2 separate regions of the Mus musculus genome follow, and region 2 is linked to region 1. Evidence: chromatin loops called from intact Hi-C (ENCODE). Cell type or tissue: heart. All regions are shown on one strand. Each heading gives the region's core, and the rest is flanking DNA. Links, peaks and the distances in the headings are about the cores only. Region 1 overlaps Ccdc171 (coiled-coil domain containing 171). Region 2 overlaps Ttc39b (tetratricopeptide repeat domain 39B).

Evidence for each region. Peaks named below come from ENCODE experiments on the same cell type or tissue, not always from the same donor. Only the 100,000 strongest peaks of a DNase experiment are listed, where the experiment ranks them.
Region 2: a loop joins it to region 1, with 4 times the contacts of the local background. A loop is called at or near these places in 15 of 42 quality-filtered maps.

The regions. Positions count from the first base shown.
Region 1 is chr4:83,565,978-83,573,977 of GRCm38, reverse strand. The region is part of intron 6 of Ccdc171 (coiled-coil domain containing 171); the gene reads right to left. Among named protein-coding and RNA genes, the nearest start is that of Gm25899, 42 kb to the right of the region's middle. In heart, for the core only: a CTCF peak has its summit at 3,277 (motif pointing right); no DNase peak of the experiment used is centred there; H3K4me3 peaks cover 1,324 bases; H3K27ac peaks cover 840 bases.
Region 2 is chr4:83,254,879-83,267,834 of GRCm38, reverse strand. It overlaps Ttc39b (tetratricopeptide repeat domain 39B), which reads left to right. Exons shown (of 20, transcript NM_027238.2): 4 at 4,034-4,141; 5 at 5,878-6,009; 6 at 6,877-6,953; 7 at 11,723-11,790. Among named protein-coding and RNA genes, the nearest start is that of Gm42307, 23 kb to the left of the region's middle. In heart, for the core only: a CTCF peak has its summit at 5,644 (motif pointing left); no DNase peak of the experiment used is centred there.

The sequences.
Region 1 (8,000 bases), core at 1-8,000:
ACCTTATATATGTGCTTGGCTTCTATCAGCCATGTAAGACTTGAGTTTCTCTTCTCAAATGGTCATTTCACTTTGCAACAGTATCATCTCCATGTGGCCTACTCCCTAGAGCTTCAAGTTAACTTCACTAACACTTCCTTTGGAGGTCATTTTTAGCAAGTAGAATCAGAATTGAAAAACTGGCCAATGCATAGTAAGCATGATACTCATTATATGTGAATCTGACCACAATCAGTTTTTAAATGTATTTGTTAGCTTAACCATAGCTTACTTTTCTATATGAACATTTCCTTTTTCAGTGTTTTATCTTGAGAAATGTACTTCATACAGTTCTTGCTAGTTTTAACTTATCGTTAGTCTGCTTTTCCCATACAGTTGATATAACACAAGTGATTTTATAATGTATGGTGTAAATTGTGTAAGATCATACCTATATGGATTAGATGTGCAGATAAACATATAAGAGGTAGATAGATCAGGTGATCTTAAGACTTAGGAGCAACTCCAGCTCCATTCTTAAACTCGTCCTCCATTCTTAGTAAGGTCAGCTGCTAGTGTGGGATCTTTGTGCTCAGAATATACTACTGGTAGTGGACAGGAGACTACTGGAGGTGGTAGAGTACAGGTACATACAAGGGATTGAGGGAAAAGAGGCTAACAAAAACAAACTATTCGCTAAAATTCCACAATGAAACTTATTATTTAGTATGCTAACATGAAACCACAAAAAGGTCCAGTAAGATGATTCACTGGGTAAAGGCACTGACCACATAAGCCCACACCTCAATCTGCTCACCAGAACCCACACAAAGGTGGAATGAGAGAACTCACCCCACAAAAATATGCTCTAGTCTAAGCATGCACACCTCCACACACAATAATAGTAAATTTTAAAATGCACATTAAAAGAGTATAATATTTATCTATATTCATCAGCTAAAAGGTACTGACTCCAAATCCATATTTAATATGATACATAACTTTACTTTTTTTAGAGACAAAGATGATTAACGACTCTTTCATGTGTAGAGCAAACCTTTGGGTGAAATCAGAGTAGCACCTCAAATTATTTGAATGTCTAAATACTTAACGCAGTTATGTTTGCTCTGTCTGAGTGGAGTCAGAATGGTCTGTGCATTAACTACTTTTCTACTGCTGTGCTAAACACCATGACCAAGGCATACGAGAGAAGGAAGGGCTTATTTGGGCTTACAGTTCCAAAGGTTAAGAGTTCATCCCCACACCACCCGCAGGAACGCAGGGCAATAGTTAGGCAAGCAGGGAGCACAAAGCAAGAGAGCATGCTGGGAAGAGCACGAGGCTTTGGAACTGTCAAAGCACACCTCCGGGGACATGCTTCCTCCAGCAAGGCCATGCTCCTCAACCTACCCAAAGAGCACCACCAACTGGGGACTCAGTGTTCAAACTTTGAGTTTATGGGGGACACTGTCATTCACACCACCACAGGTGTCTTTCTTGCCTTCACCTAATATGAGATTTTTTTTAATTGCCTCTATAAAAAAATTTTTTACAACTTTAAAAACTAAGAAAGTTGGCACTGAAAATATATTTATTGTAGGACTCTGTAGCTCTCAAGAACAGAAATTTGGGAAGCTGACTCAGTGGATAAGGGCTCTGGCTCTTCTTGCAGAGGACTTGGGTTCAGTCCTCAGCACCTACACGGCAATTCTGTAACTCCAGTTACAGGGATCCAATGTCCTTTTCTGGCCCCTGAGGACACCAGGCACTAAGCATTAATGTGGTGCACAGACTTGTATGCAGGCAGAACACTCACCCACCCAAAATAAAAATAAAATTAAAGTCAGGTGGTAGTGCATGCCTTTAATCCCAGTATTCAGGAGACAGAGGCAGATGGATCTCTAAGTTCCAAACCAGTCTGGTCTATAGAGTGACTTCCAGGATAGCCACAGCAACAAAGAGAAACCCGTCTCAAAAAAATTAAATATATTTTTGAAAGTAGACACTTTGTCCCAAATAGCCCAGCATCACTGGGCAATCCAGTGAGTCCCCTCTCACTGTCCAAGCATTATCTGCAGCCAGGGGTGGGTGCCAGTGCACCAATTTAACTCTAGCACTTGGGAGGCAGAGGCCGGTAGATCTCTGTAAGTTTGATGACAGTGCTGTCTACAGAGTGAGTTTCAGGGCATCCAGGGTTACACAGAGAAACCCTGACTCAAAATAAACAAATAAACGAATGAATGAGCGAGCTATCTACAGGAAAAATATTAATGTCATCACCATATTAAAATGACTTTTCTAAGTATTAGAGAAATGTGTTTCATAGAAATTACGAAACAAATGTCAAAAGATATTTCTACAACTGTACCTCATTTTATTATGATACAATACCACTTGATTATCTTTGTTTTCTTGTACTTTTAGGGCATAATCTTTTTTAAAGACTATCTTTGCTTGCTTTGCCATCCTCAAGCACTCCCCTGTTCTAGTTTGAGAGCTTTAGGTCAGGTTCTTAAAGTCTTCATTCCAGTTTGAGCTGTAACTGGTACTTTGATGGTCTGGTCTCATTCCTCTGCAGGAGAATTCCTCCCTCCTCCAATTTCCCATCTATTGAAAAGACTGTCCTTTTCCCCAACATGTTCTTAGCACCTTTGTCCACATCAGCTGGGTGTGGCTGCAGGGTTTACTTTTAGACTCTTTCATTGGCTTCTCTGTTTTCATGCAAATCCATACTTATCTGACCAGTACAACTCAACGGTGTACTTGAAAGTCGGTCGCATAATGCTACTTCCTGATTTGCTTTCTTTCTTAAGATTGCTTCAACTGTAAAGGGTTTTATAGTGGTCCCATCAAAACTTTAGGAGTGTGTTGTTGTTGTTGTTGTTGTTGTTGTTGTTGTTGTTGTATGAAGACTGTCGTTAATGTTATTTCGTTTGGTCTGGTTTTTGAGACAGGGCCTTTGGGCCTTATATATGTAAAAAAACATAAAATGTTTTTAAAAACAGAGTAAAACTACATGAAAGTATATAAATAATATTCTACATCAGGTTCAGAACAGGGGCTCTGCTGTGGGACAGGACAGTGGTGAATCGGAGAAGTGATTCGAAATGGTCCTCGATGGCATAAAATGTACTGTGCTTTCCATCCGAATTGAGACTCTCACGCACTGAGATGAAGTACTTGGTGGATGCCAGTTACATCACTGGTACTGGCTGCATATCTGATTTCTTACAGCGGAAAAAATAATACTGACCTGTGAAATGAAATTCACAGTAGAAGATGGGAGAGTCCTTTCTTCTGTCCACTAGAGGGAACTGTTGAACTTAAAATGTCTTTTAAAGCAGCTTGTTTTTAAACTAACATTTAACATCACAGGAAACCACATTGTGCTGTTAGAAAATAATCTTGTTTTCTTTCCACATCTTCTACAAACACATACAGAAAACTATAACTCTTTATATGTACTTATGTAAACAACATTTCTCAGAATCCAAACTATAGTTCCAACCCTGAGGAATTTTAATTATACTTGTAGAACTATATTTAGTAAAGTATCAAGCAAATATGCTCTTTCTAGCTTAGAAAACACATCAGTTGGCTATCTATAACACTAATCTGGTATAAGGTTGTCTCCTCAAAGAACCAGGATGAAAAAAAAAAAAAAACCAGTAATTTGTTCCTGAATTGTAGACTGTACAGTGAAAGGGCTGAAGAGATAACTCAGCAATGAAGTCCATGTATTGCCAGAGGACTCAAGTTCAATCCCCAGCTCCCACATCAAGAGGTTCACAACCACCTGTAACTCCAGCTCCTGAGGATCCCACACTTCCAGCCACTGCAGATGCCTGCCCTTCCCCATAACTAAAAATAAATTTAAAAAGCAAGACAGGCAACCTTACAGAGTCATAAGGAGTCATGGAAAGAAAAAATTACAACTAATCAATCAATCAATAAATGCTACACTGTGTCATAACTAGTATTAACCCAGACTCTATTTACTATCGCAAAGTCCTTTTCTCTACACCTGGACCAGCTGTGGGTCCCTATGCTAATCACTATCTATTACAGATAGACATTTCTATGATGAGGGTTAGTGAGTGTATTAATCTATAGTATAACAACAAGTCATTGGACTCAGTTTAATATCATGTCATTCTAGCAGCATAAAAGTAGTAGGTTCTCTTGAGATACAGTATGGGTTTCACCTTGTGTATTGAGATTTAAATACAATCAAAAAGTTACTGGTTGCCCTCATGATGTTTGCAGCCCCTATTATACCAACAGGAATGTCTTCATGTTTTGCCAGGCCGTTTGTTTGTTTGTCTGTTTGTCTGTTTCGAAACAGGGTCTTGGCTGCCCTGGAACTCTCTCTGTAAACCAGGCCCATGCTGGTAGGATTTGCTGAAGGAGATGGAGACAGGAGGATCACAAGTTCATGGCCAGGCCAATTCTTAAACGTGGCTCACAGGGTTCATAGCTGGGTAACATTTTTCTCCTCGGTTATCATGTATATAGTACCTTCCTGAAATATGAGAGCTAGTAGTGGGGATGGAGCTTCCAGGCAAGCACTAACGTGATTTCTCCATGGTCAATGGCTCAGGTAGGCGATGTCTTCAGCAATAGGGCCTCACTGTCGTGTTCTGAAGGATAACCAACAGCAACAGCAATAGCCAGTAATGTCTGAGGGCCTACGAGGGATTATGGGAACATCAATGACCAAAAAGGTAACCCATTCTGGCACTGGGTGTATTTGTTACCATGTGGTGTCTAGCAAGACCACCCTGTTACACTGTAACTCTATTTTAACTTTTCATATATGTGCATACATAGTTTAGGAAACCTCTAGAGTAGTAGGTCTCCATATAGCTTTTTGAAAGGGTCTTTAGAGTAACTATCCACCTCCCATTTCCTCCTTTACCCTGCCTTCCCATCCCTAACTTTAATGCAACTCTTCTGTTCCATTTATCTCCCATACATTTTTTGGAGATTTTGTTTATGTATATGTGTTGTTTTTTCTGTTCACCATGTGCATTCAGTGTCCTCAGAAGCCAGAAAAGAACACTGAATTTCATTTAAATGGAGTAACTGACAGTTTGAGGCACCATGTCGACACTGGGAATTGAACCCAGGTCCTCTGTAAGAGCTGCCAGGGCTCTTAACCCCTGAGCCACCTCTCCATCCCCATCATTAATCTCCTTCAGCCCTTTACCCTACCTCCTGTTTCCTGCAAGCCTCTCTCCATGGCCCCTTACTCGTTTCCTGATCTCGTAGTGTTTACAGATGAAACATACACATCTGAAGAGTCAAAGCATCCATATATGAAAGAAAATGTGATGCTTGTCTTCTGGGTCTGGGTTACCTCACTCAGGATGACCACTTCAAGCTCCATCCAACTGTCCTCAAATTTCATTTTTCCTAATAGCTGAATAATATCCCGTTGTGTAGGTAGACCACAGTTTCATTATTCACTATTCATCAGCGGAAGAACATCTGGGTGTTTCCATTTCGTGTATATTGTGAATGGAGCAGCAATGACCATAGATGAGCAGTAACTCTGAAGGCTCAGGACCACAGGACAGAGGGTGGGAAGGATTGTAAACGCCAGAGGCAATGGATTACTGTAGTCTCCCCTCCTCCAGCCTGAAACCTGCTTGCTCAGGGGTGGAGCTTCCTGCTCATTCGTTCTGCCACGCCCACTGCTGGAACCTGCCAGCTTTGCTGTTTGGAGCCACACACGTGCTCACCTTTCTACTGGACCTGAGATTATTCGGCAGGAATCGGGTCCCCTCCCCCTTCCTTTATAACTGAAATGTCGGAACTAGTAAAATTGAGCTTTGATCAGAATAACTGTCTTGGCTACATTTCTTTCTCTCGCCACCTAGCCCCTCTTCTCTTCCAGGTTTCCAAAATGCCTTTCCAGGCTAGAACCCAGGTTGTGGTCTGCTGGCCGGACACAACAGATTACTACAAGAAAAAAGCATTTTCCAGACACAAGACACATGAACATAGTGAAGTGCACAGGAGGCTTCCTTCTGCACTCTCCCACAGAAGCCCCCCTCCCCCACCCTAGGCTCTCTCCCACAGCAAGCCTCTGTGGTTTCCCTCAGAAGTTCTGCTTTCCCCAACCCCTGCTCCCTCCTGCAGCAAACACGGGGGTTCACACACACACACGCACGCACACACACACACACACACACACACACACACACACACACACGGAGAACTTGAGGAGCCACAGGCACCAGCTTGAGTGAGACAATGACAAATCTCCCCAGCTGCAGTGGCACCAAGGCTAGCACTCTCCCTGATAACCTGCTGGGCGCTTCCCAGGTGCCGCTGGTGCCTATCCTTGGAAAAGGGAGATTAAGGTCCCACGTTTAAATCATAGAAGGTAGGTAGGTCACAGATAGTTATGGCCAGTCATAAAACTAGCTCCTGATAGCCCCATAAAGATCATCCTTAGGTCAGAAGACTCCCCCTCTCAGCCTTGTGATTCCGCCCTTCCAAATGGTATCCTGTCTGAGTCATGACTTATCTCACCCACCTTCCCTCCCATCACCCTAAGCATTTGAAGAATTTCTAACTATGCTGGATGTAAGTGCCAAGACACCCAAGCTCAAGGTTGCACTCCTGTCCTATGCTGTGGGAAGGGTTGTGATCCTAGTCTGACTCGTGACTAAAAGACTCTTATGCACGATTGCAGCGGGCTCTGCAGTTCTTGAGCTCTCCTGGGTTTCCCGTGGAGTTGGAGCATAATAATAGAAACTCACTGTAGTTATGATAGCAAACACAAGACTTGTGAGGCTCAGGCCACATGAAATCCCATACGTGAATCAATGAATGTAATAATACATCACATAAATGGGCTCAAAGACAGAAATCACATGATCATCTTAAGGGAAGCAAAAATGGTGTTTGACAAAACACAGCGTCTCTTTATGATAAAAGCACCCAAGTGGGCCAGTGAAATGGCCTCCCAAGTACTTGCCTCCAAGTGTAGTAATCCAAGTGTGACCTGAGAATCTGTATAGTAGAGGCTTGGTTCATGCAAATTGTGTGCCCCCTCCCCAAACACACACACTAAACCTTAAAAACTTTCATTTTGTTTAACAAAATCTAAAGAAACTGGGGATAAAAGGAATGTATCTCAGTATAATGAAAGCTGGTGGGACTGAAGCATCCTCACTTGGGCCCTATGGCTCGTTAACCTTTTTGAGTTCTGTGGATTGTACTCTGGGTTGTGATTGCATACCATGCATGTCCTTTTGGGTCTGAGATACATCACACACAGAATGATATTTTCCATTTCCATCCATTTCCCTCCAAAACTCATGATGTCTTTGTTCTTAATAGCTGAATAGTATTCCACTGTGTAAATGAACCATATTTTCTGTATCCATTCTTCCACTGTAGAACATCTGGGTTGTTTCCAGCTTCTGGATATCACAAATAAGGCCACTATGAACATAGTGAAACATGCCCCTGTGGCATGGTAGGGCATCTTTTGAGTATATTCCCAATTGTGGTATAGCTGGGTCTTCAGGTAGATCTATTTCCAATTTTCTGAGGAACCTCCAGATTGAGAGTGGTTGTACCAGTTTGCAATCCCACCATTAATGGAAGAGTATTCCCCTTTCTCTGAATTCTCGCCAACGTGTGGTGTCACCTGAGTTTTTGATCTTAGCCATTCTGATTGATGTAAGAAAGACTTTCAGGGTTGTTTTGATTTACATTTCCCTGATCACTAAGGACCTTGAACATTTCTTTAAGTGCTTCTCTGCCATTTAAGATTCCTCAGTTGTGAATTCTGTTTAGTTCTATACCCCATTTTTTTTATTGGGTTGTTTAGTGTTTTTGGAGGTTAGCTTCTTGAGTACTTTATATATTTTGGGTCTTAGCCCTCCATCAGATGTGAAGTTAGTGATTTTTTTTCCCAATCTGTAAGTTGCCAATTTGTCCTATTGACTACGTCCTTTGCCTTACAAAAGCTTTTCAGTCTCATAAGATCCCATTTATCAATT
Region 2 (12,956 bases), core at 2,626-10,625, 310 kb after region 1:
AAGAACATGACTATTAGCTATGATACTTTGTGGCTCTGGAATTGTTTGATTTTGTATTTATTATCATATACTGTATCTTTAAAAACCAGTGTTTTTAAAGGGCACGAGTGACAAAGTCACAGATTTCAGCAAGTGGTGTGCTATCACATCCAGTTTCTTGATAGACTAGTTGCTGAAGTAGTTGTGTTAAGCACTTTGGAAAAATGAGGGAAGACTGTGTTGGCCGGCACTCTCACCGTCGGATCAGCCTCTTACCATGTCCCGTAATTAGAGAGGAGACATGCTGTTAGGTCTTCACGCAGGCATTTTTTATGGAAGTGGGCTGTTGCAAAGGTTGCTCATTTTCAAATCCCAGGGATAAAGTATATCATTGTCCTCAAGGACAAAGTGTATCATTATCCCTTTGATGTGTATTGTATTTAAGGAAATGTATCCTCCTTCATGAAAGCAGGAGTCTGAGCTCTCAGGTTAAAGAAATAGAGAGAAACTTTCTAAAAACTTCTTTATTCTTGTTGTATGGATTCTACTTCATCCCCATGTGGGTACAAAGCAGGCTAGTGTCAGTTATTAATGAAGGCTGCTTTGGGGGAATCCCAGCACCATGAAGGAGATTATAGCCACTAAGGAGGTAAAATTCCAGAGACAGTTTAGTAGGATGAGACTCCCAAATGGCTAAATCATTGATTGTGGCAAATTTTGAGTGGAGGCTAGTGACAAGAACATAGGTTCAGGCCAGGCAGTGGTGGCGAGTGCCCTTAATCCCAGCACTTGGGAGGCAGAGGCAGGTGGATTTCTGAGTTCGAGGCCAGCCTGGTCTACAGAGTGAGTTGTTCAAGGACAGCCAGGGCTACACAGAGAAACCCTGTCTCGAAAAGCAAAAACAAAAACAAACAAGCAAAATTAAGAACATAGGTTCAGTTTTGTAGGGTATAAAAGTTCTGGAGATTGCACAGTAATGTGGCTATACTGGGTATCCTGGACTGTGCTTTTTAAGTGGATATAATATTTTATTATAATTTTATTTTATTATGCATGATCTTGTTATTTTTAAAAAAGAATGAAGGATAGACTGATCAAACCATTGACCCTAACCTAGCTTCCCTTTTCCTCTTTAATTAATTAATGGATAGCATGCTTGTGGGGGGAGGGGTTGCAATGCTATGTTCACAGGACAGCCACAGCTGTCTGTCCCCTGGAACCTTCTACCGTTGTTTGAGGAAGGATCTCTTACTGGGCTGGAGCTTCCCACATAGGCCAGGCTAGTTGGCCTGTGAGTGTTCAGGGACCCACCTCTTTCCATCTTCCGCATCGTTGCTAGGGTTACCGGTGTGCTTCACCGCATCCTGCTTTTACGTGGTTTCTGGGGCTCCAGACTCAGGTCCTGGGGTTTACAAGGCACATGCTTTACTGACTGACCTATCTCTGCAGCCTTTGTCATTTGGATAAGAGGTCTCACCATGTTGTCTATGCTGGCCTTGAATTCCCTATCTAGCTCGGCTGGTCTTGAACTTTGAGCAGTGCTCCTCCTCAGCTTTCTAGTTTCTGTGATTACAAGTGTGTGCCGCCACACCTGGCTTCTTTGTCTTAGAGGGTGATGTAGGCAGTGTTTACCCTTTGTATCAGAGAGTAAGCATCCACCAGTACACTTCCCCATATCCTCGGGAAAGACCCTTCCTAGTGTAAGAGGGAACGCAGCCTGAGCTCCGGAAGTGAAGGCGGGCCTCTGGTGTGCACCTCCTCTTCCTGCTTATTTCCCTCCTCCCTGCCTTTCCTGCTTCTTCCGAACTCATTTGGCATTTGCCCACGGCACTGAATTCCCTGCTTATCCAGATCTCTCATCTTCACCACTAGGCTAAATCAAGGTAGTTCCCAGTATTTGCCAAGAAGCTGTTTAAAAATCAGTTAATTCTTTTAGAGGCAAATTAGGCATTGCAAAAATAGCATCACACTAATGAGCTATTAAAGAGCAGCTCACTGCACTCATACTTAAATAAACTAGGATGGGCAGAAATGGCCAAAGCAGAGCTAATGTACAGGAACTTAGACTAGACTAAGTTGCTTGTTGCTGCTGCTTCTGCTTCTCCTTCTCCTCCTCCTCCTCTTATTCCTCCTCCTCTTCTTCCTCTCCCTCCTCCTCCTCTTCCTCCTCCTGCTCTTTCTATGTAGCCCCAGCTGTCCTGGATCTCAATATGAGACCAGGTTGGCTGGAAACTCACATGCATTCTTGCCTTTGTTTCCCAAGTGCTCGGACTACATGCCGTGTACCAACCACGCCTTTTAGTTCGGGAAGATGTTAATTTTTACCTCTTTCCTTTCAGTGTATAATTCAATCACATTTTTATCCTTTTTTGCATTCGAATTTTTGTCTTCTCTGGCTTTTGCAGCAGCAGCTGATACCTACTAAGCAAATATTACTAGATTTTGACTAATTTATGTGTGAGAGATTATTAAAACAGGGCCTTTCTCTGCAGATCACATTGAGGGGTGGTGCAAAACCTCAGAGAGAAGCCTGGGGCACACCGACATTTTGTTTTGTTTTGTTTTGTTTTGTTTTGTTTTGTTTTGTTTTGTTTTGTTTTGTTTTGTTTAAGACAGTGTAGCCCTGGCTGGCCTGGAGCTTGCTTTGTAGACCAGGCTGGTTTCAAACTCAGAGAGATCTGCTTGCCTCTGCCTTTCGAGAGCTGGGACTAAAGGTGTGCTCCCCACATCTGCTGGGGGACAGGATTTCTGAGACAGTGCACTTGGCTTTGTTCTTAGGATAGAATCCACCCCCTCTGACACTATAGTCTCTGACTTTGGCCTAGTTTCTGTCATTTCTCTCATTTTCTGTCTTGCTTGCAGCATATGCAGCCTAGAAGTCCTCCTCCCTGCAACCTAGATATTCCCATGAGTCACCCCACTGTATAATAGTTAGGGAGCATCTTTCAGTCACAGTCATCCTCAGAATTAGGCCTCCGTGCCTGTGACCTTTGCCCTCCCAACCCCTCATGTAGTTGGTGCCTACTATGGGCACTTGTTTGTTGGTCAAACTTTCTCAAAACTGCCCCAGGAAATAGATTGCTGTGCTCCCATTTTACAGATAAGGAAGTTGAGGCCCAGCTATGTTATAGACAGAGTTGGTGTTGTTAGAAAATGATGCCCTAGAATGTAAGAGTGGTAGTATGTACTTAGGAAGCCAAGGCAGGTAGATTACATCAGTTCTCGGCTGGTCTGGGTTACTTAGTGAGCTTTAGGCCAGGACTCCAGTTAAAAAGAATGAAAAGAAGGAAGGTAAAAGGAAATGGGAGAAGGCCTAAGAGACATGGGTTCTAAGCTCCGTTAGTGGTCAGCGTGGCAAGGCACCATATTTTGGGATGTCATTTTCTTTTCCTGTTTCCTTTTGGAAGAACAAGGAGGAACCTTCTTTGAAGGGCCCCTGTCTGATAAGAGAGATTATTCCAGAGAGAATGCAGTGCTGTGTGCCCCCTCCCCTCCTTCCCACTTAGGAAGAAGAGCCAGAGGAAAAAAGACTCGAGTGGACACCAACTGCCTTGGCCGGCCAGAAGGATTTTTCAGGGAAATGAAGTTCAGAGTTTTATGGCTATGATGAAAGCACTCAGAGGCTAGGGCAGGAGAATTGGGCCTTGAGGTCCAGACCAGCCTGGGCTGTGGTGTGAGACCCTGTTTCAAAGAGCAAACTCCAGAAAAACAAAATCATTGGTTGTCTCTGGCTCTACTTCCCTCTCTCCTGCATAGACTTATCTGCATCTCAGTGTTAATGAGGGTAATTGGGCACCCAGAGTTCAGCCTTGCCATGTCTGTGTGTGCAGTGCACACTTGTGCCTCTTTTCTATCCACCTGTTTCTTATAGGCTCAGAGCATTGGCCTTACAGAGGATGGGGGAAGCTTCTTTGCCCCAGCATTGAGAAGCACCAAAGGAGGGGGAGGGGGGATGTCAGCTGGTCTCCAGCCCTACTTTTACTATTAGCTCCCGGGGCAAGGAGCTAATAGTAAAAGTTACCAAACTCCCATGTCTTTTCCTTTTTCTCTTCAGTTCATCAGCCAAGGTGGATCTCAAGAGCGGCCTGGAGGAGTGTGCAGAGGCACTGAACTTATTTCTAAGTAACAAATTTAAAGATGCCCTAGAGTTGCTACGTCCATGGTAATTAACTCTATTTCTCAGTTGATATTTTATGTGTTTTTCTGATGTCGTGTTTGTATGTTCCCGTGTCTGTGCCTGCCTCAGTGTGTATAAGCTAGTTTGAATGGGACCCATCCGGTCAATCAGCTTTAAAGAAGTGTTGTTTCATATTGGGTCAGGAGAAATTTTCCGATGCTTACACCCTAGCCTCTACGCGTGCTGGGGCGTCGTCTCCATGGTTTTGGAGAATCTCTGACCAGCGTTGCCTTTGAAGCCAGCAGGGGAATAACTAGAGATGCGTAATCCCAGTGCTAAGATCAAATCTCAGAGAATAGGAATATGATGAAGGCTCGCTACTGTTGTCATGGAAGTTACTAACGCTGCGCTTTCAGGCTTGGCAGCACCCCCCCCCCCACACACACACACACCCTACCTGCTCACTGGCCCCAGCTGTGTATGTGATGTGGACTTTGCAGAAGTGATCTTGTAGTGGTCTCCAGACTCAGCGTCTAGGGGGACGGGGGAAGCTTCTTTGATGCTGAACTGGGGGGACCTGATCCCTCATGTCAAGTGGCCAGCAGTGTCCCTAAGACTTGCCTGTCGTCTACTGGACCCCTGCTTCCTTCATCATCTTCGGTCTGCCTGGCTTTGCTGCTCTTTAGCTCTCGATTCTGACTCAGTGTCTCTGTGTCCTTTATTTATTTATTTTTTTTAAACAAACCCTCTTTCACTTATACAATGTGCTTATAAAATAGCATAAAAATAAATTATTGATTTCATGGTCTCTGATCTTTATGCACAGTTCATTGTTAAAATTCCTTTTCCACCCCACTTGAGTGTGAGGTTTGAACTGCCACTGATAACTGGGGTGATAACTGGGGTGGGCGGGCAGTGCCTTCATTCAGGACAAAGGCTCTTTATTTAGACTCTGTGTGAGGAAGAACAAAAGGAATAAGGTTGCCTCAGGATGTTGAAACATAGATGGTCAGGTAAGAGGCTTTGAGAGGAGCTAGCACGCTCAGGCAGTGACCAGAGCCTGGTTACCCCACTGTTAGGAGCTTTCCTCAGGACCCTCAGATATTAGATCCTAAGGGCTACTCTCTCAGGTCTCTCTGTGCGTGACCTAATTTAGTGCAAAAATCTTGCTTCCTCTTGGCTTTGACTGGAAAGGAGAGAACAGTTTTAAAGGCACTTTTTCTTCATATCACATTAAAGTTTCGCCTCGCCTCGACTCGCCTTGCCTTGCCTCATCCCCCTCCCTTAGATTTTTTCTCCCTCCATCCTCCTTTTTTAGATAAGGTTCAAGTAGCCCAGGCTGGCCTCAGACTCACAGAAGAGGACCTTGAGTTCCTGAGCTCCTCTTTCTGCTTCTCTGGATGCTAAGATCAGCTGTGTGTCACCAAGCCTCACCCTTTTCAGATTTTAAGGTGGTGCACTGCCCCCATTCAACTGGGGAAAAAAAAATAGCTTTGCTTATAAACTTTTTCCGAGGAAAAAAAGTCCAGAGGCTGCCCCCTTGTGTTGAATCAGGGAAAGGCATGTTGTCCCCAGCACTTCATTCTACTGTGTGGGTTTCAATTGATACTTGAGGTTTTAAAGCAGGCTTTTTGGAGCTTGTATCATTTCAGTAACTATGGAGGAGAAGTTGAGATATACACGGTGAGGATTAGGTATTGTTGGTATCAGAAAAAACCTGGGCTTTTGTGTCTTTCCTTTCCATTGTACTGAGATGTACTCACCGGCTGTGTTTTTTCCAGGGCCAAGGAGAGCATGTACCACGCCTTGGGCTACAGCACCATTGTGGTGTTGCAGGCTGTCATGACCTTCGAGCAGCAGGACATCCAGAATGGCATCTCTGCCATGAAGGACGCTTTACAAACCTGCCAAAAGTATGACTGAGTAATTTATATCCGAGCTAAGACAACCCCTGCCTTCCCGCCAGAGTGCCAAGTGAATGCAGGTCGCTGAAGTAAGGGGTTGGTTTGAGGTTAGCCAGAGCTATGGAGCAGGACTTGAGATTTAAAGTGTCTTGGACAGTTCCGTTCTATGCAGTGGAATTATAATACAGCTCCCACTTAGCACCTGTGCCCTCTGCTGGGTACATGGGGCCTGAGCTATGGTACAAGTCTGAGGGAGGCTTCAGAAGGGCTAGCAGAGAGCATCTTTCTAGTTCTTTTGCGGTAGGTTGGTTAAGAACTGGGTGCCATGTCAAGTCAAACAGGGAGTGCACCTGTTCTATGTGGGAGAAATTGCACACTCAGAAGGGAACTTTTATTTGCCCGAGGATGCCTTTGGACACTTGATTTGTTGGAATGAGAGTGTCAGTTCTCAGCTGTACTCTGCATGTAGAAGGCCATCGTGAAGGCTCTTACTTATATTGGTGAATTTTAATGTGGCTAAGATGAATCGTCATGTGACTTTGTTATAATCTCAAATGGAGAACATTTTCCTGACTGCACTTTCAGTCCACTCTTTTCTGAGGTAAGTGGAGGCACTTACCTCAGGCATTCTGCTTTCATCCACAAAGGAGGGGAGGTTCGTATGCAGTGGGCCTGTGGGCTCCTCTACACCACCCTTAGTAGGCTGAGTGCTCATGGTTGGTGGTTCAGGACTAGGCACTGTATGCAGAGGAGGGAGGCCTGGCCTTGCAGAGGGACTAGGAATTGCCATGTGGCGACATCTTGCTGTGATTGAAAGGATCACCAGTGACAGTGAGCTTCGCCTGATGCTGATCTTTGCCCTTGTCTTCAATGCAGATACAGGAAGAAATGCACAGTTGTCGAGTCTTTCTCAAGTCTCCTTTCTCGAGGGTCCCTGGAACAACTGAGTGAAGGTAAGCATCCACTGAGGCTTGGTCTCTCTGTCTTCTAGAGGCTAAGAGCCCCTGAACCATCACTGAAGTGTAGAGAATGAAGGAAGTGGCCTTTCCTTTTCCCAGCTCACCCTGGTCCCTGGTTGACTTTGAAGCTGTGTACACATTTGTGCAAACAGAAATGCATATAAGGGACGCGCGCAGTTTGTTTTTCACTTGCTCTTTTTTTTTTTTCAAACATTGAACCACACACTTGTGCTACAATGTGATCTTGCCCCACACCAGTGTCCGTAAATGCGTTTTCTCTGTTTGGAGCTGTGCAGTTGTGAAATGGGATGGTACTCGGTACAGCAACGTGATTGTTCTTTCATCACTGAAGGACAGCTCTATGGTTTTAATTTTTGGACAGCTCTATGGTTTTAATTTTTTTCCTGTTAACAAATATTGTTGTCCTAAAATCCTTGTGTGTGTGTGTGTGTGTGTATATATATATATATATATATATATATATATATATATTTGTGTATTCTTTCAAGTACTTCATGAGACAGTTTTCTAAAAGTAGAATAACTGGAACCAAGGGTTTATAATTTTACAATATTGATAGGTATTGGCATTTTCCCCCCTCAAACTATATTCAACTATCGTTGGAGGGTTTCATTTTCTACAGACTATTAATGTTTTTCCAAGGTGAAAGTACTGTTTTGTTTTTCAGACAGGGTCTTCCTATGGGTTCCACCCTGGTCTGAATTCACTCTGTAGACCAGGCTGACCTTGAACTCACAGAGATCCACCTGTCTCTGTCTCCCAAGTGCTGAGATTAAAGGTGTATCTGGATAAAGTTTATACCTTGAAGTGACAGTGCTCGTCTACATAGCTGATGAAGATGTTTGGCTTGTGGGCTTTAAGAATAATCAGGAGTCCAGGAAAGCACTCAGCCAGATAGCTGGGAGGAACATCATCACCCATTGTTCCCTATTCCCTCTAAGATGAGGGGAGAAGTAGCCCTAATCAGCCCTCAACAGAAGGGTGCGTCATCACCAGGGGGCATCCAGGGACTCTAGTGTCACTTTCAAGCCTGTGTTTTGGAAGAGATGATTAGTGCAAACCCTGGAGCAGCTGCGGTTTGGGGAAGCGAGCACAGCTCTGGGGATGGCTGTCAAGGCAGGACAGACCTAATGTCAAGTGGACACTGCACACACCTGGAGAGAGATTTACCATGGGGCTCCGTTTGTCCTGTAGGAGTGTTGTCAGCTTGTTTGGGCCATTGGAGAAGTTAGTGATGTGAGCTCTCAGTGTTGATCACAGGACAGGACTGTGACACGTCCCTTGTGTTTAGGACTTACTAGAAAAGAGTATTGACTCAACCATGGCAGAAACTGATGGTATTTTGTTGGTTACTGTCAGCAGTTGAAACCTATCTTCTTTTTCATCAGAAACTGATCTCCGAGCATCCCTAAGAACAAGAGCTGGTACTGGGAGGCCTAAAGTGTTTCCGAGACAATCCATGAGACTGAACTGGCCCCAGTATGACTTGCATTGCCTTTTCCTTCCTGGGAACCCCATGTGACTCCTTCCCTGGTCCATTGGTGACTGCTTCCCTTTTTCTTTGTGGTGTGAAGGTGACACTGGAGAGTTTTAAACCTTAGTTTTAAGAGGAATGACATGGTATTTTTGGTGTGAGAATAAATAATTCTAAAACATGTTAATGCTCTATTTTTTTTTGAAGTGTTCTCTGTGTGCCAGGCACCCTCTTGGTGCATTCCTTAGCATTATCCCCCTCTCCCCCTTTTGTGTTTAACTGATGTCCACAGAGAGAAAGGCCAAGGTGATCCAGCTGTCAGAGCAGCATGGGAACTGGTCTGCTTTTCCTAAACCACTGCTCTTCCGCTGTCCCCATGTTCTCCCGTGGAGGGCTGGGAAACACCTTACATGGCTGATGGATCACGTGTGGAAAGTCAGCGATGCTGTGCTCTGGTTTCCCCTTGTTGCCTTTAAACAGAGCAAGTTAGGAAATCTGGACTTTCCACTAAATATTGAAAAATTAACTGGCCCATGTCTGTAGCTTATTCTGAACTATAAATATCTTTAGATTAGTACAAAAAGGATGTTTAGCTAGCTTTTTGAGTGCACCATGAATTTTTTCATGGACTAAGGAATTTACAATTAAGGTGTATGTTGGTGAAGAAATTACTCAGTGTAAATCAGTCACAGTGAAGGAATAAAGCGAAATACATGAAGTTCCATCTTATTTCCAGTGTTTTTGCTTCTGAGGGCATCCTAAACAGACTTTTAAGTTTGAAGGGTGTTTTAGTTTGCTTTCAATTGGTGTGACAAACACCCTGACCAAAATCAAGATGGGGAGGATGCATTACAGTCCCTTATCAGGGGAAGCTGAGGCAGGAACTAAAACCACCCAGGACCACCTGCTGGGCCAATCATCCATCAAGAAAATGCTCCGCAGACTGGCCTATAGGCAGCCTGATGGAGGTTAGTTTCTCCCATTGAGTTTCTTCTCTCTAGATAACTAATTTATGATAGGTTGGCAAAAACCAAACCAGAACAACAGGGCACGGCAGCACACTGTCGCTTTAGTATAGGATTTGTTTTCCTGTTGGTAATTTTTGTTTGCATGGTCCAGTTTCTCTCTGTGTTCAGGAATGAGTATCTCCATGGCGGTTTTCATGGACCTGGTGTGGAACACTCTTGCTCCTCTCCTCCCATGACTGGTGGCTGGTGCTGAACAGCTCATTTCAGAGAGTGCGATGCTTAAGTGAGGTGCAGAGCTTGGAATGTGGGAAGAGAGTCGGTAGGGAGAATACTTACACGGGAATTACAGAGTCCAGACTCTCCCTGCTTTGTCTCATATCCTTTGTATTATTGGATACCAAAGTCTGTCTGTCTTTGGTTTAGTCGCCCTTCTGCTCAGGCCTTGATGAGGACCTGCTGTTTAGCCCACCGCCAACTGTAGCCTTCGGCACTGCCCCTGTGCCAGCCTGCTGCCTTCTCCTCCCCTCCCCTCAGGAACCTCATGCTATAGCCAGAGGCTCCCCATTGCCCCTTTGGGAGGGCGCCTGCACTTTCTTGCCTTCTATCTTCTGGTCCTCAACCAGTGCTGACCTTTCCCTTCCCCTCTCCTGCCCCAGGCCAGTCATCTGTTCTCAAGGTGGCATTGGCATTGATAACCCCAGGCGGTTGTCACTTTGTAGCAGTTACCCAGTGTAGCTGTCCAGCGGCCATGGGTGAACTGGGTTTACCTGAAAGCGGGGCTGGAAATGAAAGGACGGGTATGAGAGAAGGGCGAAGCCAAGTCAAAGGTTCAGAGCTTGGCTCAAAGTTTAATTCTGCAGCACCAAACCCATCTTTTGTTTCAGCTGGATTATGTTGCAAAGTAAGCTCAGCGGGCAGTCTATTCCTCTGAATTCCTGTAGGAAGTTGCAGGTGCAGCAAGGAGGACGACTCCACCTAGGTCAGAAAGCCCACTGTGGCACACACTCAAGATCTGTTTAGCCTGCTCAAAAGGCTGGGCGAGGGAAGGGCATAACCTAGGACTCGGCTAGTCAGGTGGTGAAAATCATCTGCTAGTTGGCATTCCTGTGAAGGTCCTGAAAACCCAGAGGCATACTCTGAGGGAAGGCGTCCTGGAGACTGGATCGTGACTGGTGGCAGTGCCAGGATGCACACAGACAACACCGTGTCCTGGTGGTGTCTTCTACCCCATCTCCCTGCCTGTTTCTGAGGAACTTAGCTGCATAGTACTTTTCACAAATTGAACATTTAAGTTGAGTCAGTATGAGAGAGCCCGTGGGCCATGTGTGTGTAAATGAAGGAAAACCTCTATTTTATCTAGTTTGGCCAGCAGTGTTCCCAGTGACGCAGATTGCCTCCTGTTGCGTCAGCACTTGAATTAAAAAGGCCCTGTGCCGCCTTCTGAACCTTAACCAAGAAGCACAGACTCGGGCCAAAAACAATAATGGTCAGAGTTGCCAGCATTCATCAAGGCTGATTGTGTGCGCGCGCGCGTGTCTGATAAGCGCTACAGGCAATACTCATTTAATCCATGGTTGCAAAGTAGAAGCATTATTACTGGACCATATAAATGAGGAGACCAGCAGAGAGGAAAGGCAGGCCTGAGCAGTACCCTGTACTAGCATGAAGCAGAATCTTCCCTCCAAGCTCAAATAACACACCAATTTCCACAGACAGCAGAGGCCCCGTGGTGTCCTCTACTCCATGGAGATAGGAATCTGATGGTTTTGTTCATGTAGAAACATAAAATTCTCTCTCTCTCTGATCTCTGCAAATACAGCAGACTGTCCAGGACACCAGGACATGTTGGGTGGTGCATATGTCGCTGGGCTGGCCTGGCTCTGGTAATTCCTTTTTGTGAGCACACATGGGTTCAGGGGTGATTCATGCCTATAGTACCAAGAGGCTGAGGCAGGAGGATTGCCGTGAGTTGAAGGACAGTCTGGACTACAACTAGTACTGCTTGGGCTCCAAGTGAGACCCTGTTCAGACAAACAGTCGGTTTCCTCCTCTTCTCGAGCCTCTCTCTGCTGGTAATGTTAGCTGGAGGTGAAGATGACCTTAACCATTCACACGATCCAGGCTTATCCAGGAACAGGCCATCCTGTTTCTCTGGAAGCATGGATGCCATCTCGGCTTTTGCGTCTTTCTTGGGCTTATCTATCTTCCACGATTTTCAGAATGTTTTAAAACAATACTGTTTCTTAATATCAATGTATTTGTTTTTAATAGAGTAATATCAATGTATTTGTTTTTAATAGAGGAGATGCATGCTGAGATCTGTTACGCCGAGTGTCTCCTACAGAAAGCAGCACTCACATTTGTGCAGGTAATAACCGTCTGGCTGAATACTGGGGTTGGGCAGGAAGCCTGCCAGCGCTGTACAGAGCACGGTAAATGTTGCTCAGCCTGTGTTAGCACTGAAGCTTAGAGTGGTAATAAAAGATATTTGTTTCCGTCCCCTCCCCCCCCTGCCCCCTCCTTCCCCTTTCTTACGTTGGTTTCCAGACAGGGTCTCACTGTGTAGCCCTGGCTGGGCTAGAACTTGTGAAGATCACTTGTCCCTGCCTCCCAAGTGCTGGCCACTACCTGGAAAGAACAGTTTTTAGAAGTTAAGGAGTCATTATGAGGCCCTACATTTCACGCTTTACGTACACGTGTGTGCCCCAATGCTGTTAGAAGCATGGGTTTTACATTATGACCCGATGATGACTATGTCCCGATGAGGGCGGGAGTAGAGATGATAAGCCAGCAGAAAACAGTCTCAGAGTCTTGATTTTGAAAGTTACTTCTCCAGGTTTGTTTGTTTGTTTGTTTGTTTAGGTGGTAATAGTGGTGGTATTTTTCCCATGTTAGCTTAGATTCGGTTCCGTAAAACTGAGTCAGGGTAGTGTCCTGTTCCCCGAAGCCCTGTACATTAATTACCCAGGCGGGTTGACGGCATTCTCGCCATGTCAGTAACGTCACATTGAATCACGGAGGCACCTACTCTTCTCCCTATGTGTTTTCCAAGTGGGGTTTTGACCGGTTTTTTAGGTTTAAACTTTGTTTTGTAACTGAGGAGTTGAACTCCAACCTCTTAGAAGTGTCCACTCCTCCTCCTCCCTCATGTCTGCTTGTGGTTACTTCCGTGTATCTGTGCTTTGGCTGGGTTAGGATCTGCAGCTCCACCCCTTTCTCGGTGCTCCCACCACCTTTGCTCCTGCAGAGGTACTCATAAGCTCCGCCCCTTCCCCGTGCTCCCACCACGAATCCCGGCTCCTGTAGTGGTGCTCATCAGCTGCTGAAGGGTTGGTTGTACAGCGGCTGAGTGACTGTCCCTGGTTTCTTGTTACTTTTCGTTTATCTCGCATTCTGTGATTGATTCTCACTCAGAAAGGAGCCTCTGTCTTGTTATGTTGGTGTTCTGCTTCTGCATTCCGTGGCTTTCTTGGACTCTGTCAGGGTTCTGTATCAGAGTATCACAGATTGGGAAAGTGTTTCCAGGGTTGTCCT